Linked DNA regions of Mus musculus: region 2 is linked to region 1. Evidence: chromatin loops called from intact Hi-C (ENCODE). Cell type or tissue: heart. All regions are shown on one strand.

What was found. Hi-C counts contacts between places; a loop is a spot of excess contacts. Peaks named below come from ENCODE experiments on the same cell type or tissue, not always from the same donor. Only the 100,000 strongest peaks of a DNase experiment are listed, where the experiment ranks them.
Region 2: it touches region 1 in a loop (2.8-fold over the local background); 7 of 42 quality-filtered maps call a loop at or near these places.

What each region holds. Positions count from the first base shown.
Region 1 is chr6:144,496,992-144,499,491 of GRCm38, reverse strand. It overlaps a transcript of Sox5 not described here. Among named protein-coding and RNA genes, the nearest start is that of Sox5os3, 170 kb to the left of the region's middle. In heart, a CTCF peak has its summit at 1,118 (motif pointing right); no DNase peak of the experiment used is centred here.
Region 2 is chr6:144,814,075-144,816,574 of GRCm38, reverse strand. No RefSeq gene overlaps it. Among named protein-coding and RNA genes, the nearest start is that of Gm32069, 8.1 kb to the right of the region's middle. In heart, a CTCF peak has its summit at 1,520; no DNase peak of the experiment used is centred here.

The DNA of each region.
Region 1 (2,500 bases):
AAACACACACAACAAAAAAAGCAATTTTGCTAAGGCCAAACAAATATTTTCCAATTTTCTGGCAGAAACAGTTTGTGGGCATCTGGGCGTGCATCTATGAAATGCTTGTTTGTGTTTTTGAGAAATCCAGAGTGTTCTTAGGGTCAGGAATGAAAGCTTGACCATAAGCCTAGACTTGAAAGCCTGTTTATGACCCTTTTGCCAAATAGCCATCTTGTAGGTAACAGCAGGGACAGGGATATTTGAAGGCAAGGACCACTGTGAGGGAAGATGCCTGGCCCTAGTAAGATAAAACCATATTCATGCCTAGAGGAAATATCCAAGAAGAAAAGCATGCTCCCTCCCGGAATGACTTCATCTGGAAGGTTCCACACACTCCACTCTGATCTTCACTTTCATTGACGAGGACACCATCACATGACCAAACCAAGCTGCAGGGGAAGAGGGAAGGGGGCTCTTGCTGTGGAAGACGGATCTGGGAGAGTTCTCATGGGCCTGACTACGAGAATAGATCTCAGGGCCTACCTGTCACGATCTTAGATTTCACATTTAAGAATCTGGAACTTAAGGAAATCATGTAAATAGCAGATGACATTTATATAAATATCTTCGTTTTCATAGGTTGGTGATGGGAAGAATTTGGAATTAAATGAACTCTTCAAGAATAGAACAATGGTTAGATAAATTTTTGAGTGTATTTATATGGTAAGAAATTATACAACAGATAAAGAAGTTATGAGTAATGTTTTCAATCACGTGAAAATATTCATAATATTATGTTTATTGAAACAAGCCTGAGTCACACTGTGGGTGCCTTGTATACACTAATTCTCACAGACACATAGACACACAGACACACACGCGCACACTCTTCAAGCATTTAAAAATTAATATAACCTAGCTGAAAGTAAATATATCAGTTATAATTGGCGGTGTCTCATTAATCTTGAGTTTTAGTTCCAATCATAATTTATAACATCACATTTGTTTTTGGTTATTAATTATATGCATATATTGTACTTGTGTGTGGATGTGTTTATGTTCTTAGTTATTAATTCTGTGTATGAAGCATATTGCATGTACATACGTTTATGTGTGTGCTATGCCCATAGAGGCCAGCAGAGGGCACCGATCTCCCTGGAGCAGGAGTTCCTGGTGGTTGTGGGCCGCCTAATCTGGGTGCTGGAAAACAAATTTAGATCCTTTGCAAGAGCAGCAAATGCCTTTAGCCACCGAACTATCTCTCCAGCCCCTTATAAACATTTTTAATATGTGTGATTTAATTTTGAATTTGAGAAATTTAAATGTTAATCAGCTACCAATGTTTTCCTGTGTTTGTTTCTATCTGCTTGCGAAAGCACTGCACGTATCTTTGGTTCTTCAGCTGCTTCTCACAAGCATAGTTAGGGTAATTTTTCCTTCTCAGTAGAATCAATACGTCCACTTAGAAATCTTGGACTCGTCGCACCCTGGTAGCCTCTTCAGGGCCGTTTGAGCTGCTGTGCATTAGACAGGCACCCACAGGCTCCTGGTGTCTATGTCTATGGCAAAGACAAAAGGCAAAGCTTTGAAGAGTCACTTTGCTGTGTCTACCTGAAACTGATGCTCATCTGGACGTCATAGATACTGCACACACACATAGCCCCGTACCCACATACAGACACGCATACACACAATTTAAAAGCTTAAATCTATCTTTTAAAAGTTTGTGAACTGTGATAGATGCAGAAACTTCCTAAGATTAATGATTCTCAGACATGTTTTTCTACGTATACGTGAAAGAGGTTATGTATTACAGTTTGCGGTGAGGAATGCTTTTCTGAAGTAAATATTCTTTTTTTTAATTAAGTTTTAAATTAATCATTCCATTCGTTTACATCTCCAATAATACCTCCCTTCCTGGTTACCCCTCCACCGCAACCCCATCCCATCCACCCTCTCCCCCCTCCCCTTTGCCTCTATGAGGGTGCTCCCTACCCACCCACCGATTCTTGCCCCACTTCTCCAGCATTCCTCTAAGCTGGGGCATCAAACCTCCACAGGCCCAAGGGCTTCCCCTCCCATTGATGTCAGACAAGGCCATCCTCTGCTACATATGTAACTGGAGCCATGGATCCCTCCCTGTACACTCCTTGGATGATGGTCTAGTCCCTGGAAGCACTGGGTGGTCCAGCCAGTTGACATTGTTCTTCCTCTGGGGTTGCATCCCCTCTGCTCCCTCGGTCCTTCTGCCAGCTCCCCCACCGGGGTCTCCGAGCTCAGTCTGATGGTTGGAACCAAGCACCCACATCTGCATTGTTCAGGTGCTGGCAGAGCTTCCCAGGGAGCAGCCACACCAGGTTCCTGTCAGCAAGTGCCTCTTGGCAACAGCAGCGATGTCAGGGTTTATTCTTTAAGCACTGTCTTACCTTAGGAACGGCGATGAGGAACTGTGGGAAATTCTTCCTAGCGGGGTTTCCTTGCAAGGCCGAGTTAACTGTAAGATTCCATGCGGGAGATG
Region 2 (2,500 bases), 320 kb before region 1:
GAAAAGCCCTCATTTTATGAGACACCTCAGGATATGTGTGGGTGTATATATATATATATTTCCACCATAGGAATGGGTTGAATTAGGTTGAGTTGGTTTTGGTTGGGTTGGGTTGTTAAGAACAGATTTCATCCTGTAATTTGGGCTTACTTCATACTTGCTATGTCCAGGCCATCTTGAAGTCACAGAATTCTCCTGCTTTAGCCTCCTTACTGGGATTATATATACAACACCTATCTATCTATCTATCTATCTATCTATCTATCTATCTATCTATCTATCTATCTTCTCTCTCTCTCTCTCTCTCTCTCTCTCTCACACACACACACACACACACACACACACACACACACACAGAGAGAGAGAGAGAGAGAGAGAGAGAGAGAGAGAGAGAGAGAGAGATTTCTCCTGTTTTTCTTTATTTCAAAATATAGTTAAACACATGTAATCAGACATAAATAATTCTGGGAATGAAGTCAGGTGTTCTGCAAAAGCAGTGCACCTTCTTAGTTCTCATGCCACCCTCAGTCCCTCAAATATATTTACATGGGTCAATCAAACCTCACCCGATGAAGGTGAAGATATCAAGGGCTATCCAGAGCCATCTCCAGCATCCTTTAACTTGTTTGTCAGCAATATGGCACTGAGGACTCCAGCACCTCCTTACTGAGAAGTAGAGTAGACAAGATAATGAAGGACAGACAGTCATGGGATGCTGGCAAGGAGAACTTGGCTTTTAAAGCTCAAAGAGAGAAAGTAAAACTAGTTTATACTGGAGTGGGTGTTTGTTTATTCTACTTATCGGAAGTTAGAGCCGACCGTCATGCCCAGTGAGTGACCTTAAATCTCCATAGTTGAGTAGAAGTTAATGGACCATTTGCTGATAAATGTTTCCCAGAGAATAAGCCAGCTCCCCAGTTGGTGTGTGCGTGTGTGTGTGTGTGTGTGTGTGTGTGTGTGTGTGTGTGACATATTTTATGTTATCTAACTAAAAATAAATCTTTCTTTCGTAGGAAACTGTAAACAATGCCTCTAAACAACTCTTTATATAAATGAAAAGTCTAGAAGCTAATGGCTAGTTCATTTAATTCAACAACAAAATATATTTTAGCATACCTAATGATTACAAATTTCTAGTATAGAAAGTGGGAGTGTGATGTCTCTCTATTTTGCGTGCGGGTGCACGAGCATGGACACACACACACACACACACACACACACACACACACACAGGAACAATTGGGGTTGGTATCCACACACTGCTTCCCAGTATTTTCACTGTGAAGCAGGAAGTCTGTTCAGGATTATTTCCATTATTGCACTGTGTTAACATCCAAGTTCTGTTCTACATCTTAATAGAACAAACATGTGGGACACAGTCCTCACTCTGAGACAATATGTTCTAAGTGAGAGCAGCGATGGGAGGAAATTAACCCATCAGCCGCTTAAGAGAGCCTGAAGGCTGTGGGAAACCCAGTGGGCCTTTCAAGCTCCTGGCTTTCACCCGTTTTCCCTTTATCCACTAGAGGGGGTGATGCACCTCCATCATAAAGGCCGTGGAATTATCCAGAGGGAGTGGATTTAAACACACACGGTGCCTTTGTTTATTTTGAAACCAGGTTAATTAAATAACAGAATGCAGCGGATGCCAAAATCATCATTGAAAATCACTTTGAAAATATCGGTGACACAAAGACAAGTGTTTATTGTTCTTAAGCTACAGTTGTGAGAAGATGAGTAATTTTGTTTTAGCGGGGAGAGGATAATTTACATAAAGTCAACCTCTTTACAGCCATTCCATAAAGAACTGTGCACTTTTTTATGTGATTAATTTCAGTTTATTAAAGTTGATGATAAGTTGTCTGATTTGTTCAGTGAAGAGACAAATTGTCCCCTTATCTCCTTAAAGATCCATTTAAGATATCATGGGAGAATTAAGTAGATTTATAGTTGTGTATAATAGGTATCATACATAAATGATTATGTATAATATGACACGGTTGGGTAGTGATACAAGCTATGAGACTCTTGAAGTTGCTACCACATGTACAGAACCATTTTCATACATACAGAAGTGTACCTGTTCCTCTTTATCAGAGTATAAATTTCAACAAATTCCAAATCAATGAGACAATCATTTTCCTTTTCAACCTTTCCCCAAAAAAGCTTGAATTTCAGAATAGCCAATCACATTGTGCTTGTTAGAAGATGATCATAATAATTGGTTAGAAATAGCCAGCTGAAATATTAATGACACTTCATAATTGTAATTAACTATTAGGTCGATTCTTTTGGATATTTCTATGAATAAAAAGAAGCCAGATCAAAACTCAGAACAATTTTTCAGTAGAAGAGAAGAGATTGTAACTTTTAAAGAGAAAGTCTGTAGTACCCGCTGTACCACATCATCCAGATTTTTGTTTTTCTACAGTCAAATGCAACCCCCTTGAATGGTTGCCACAGAGGCTTGGCAGGGTGAGTAAGCACTGGGCATTCGGTT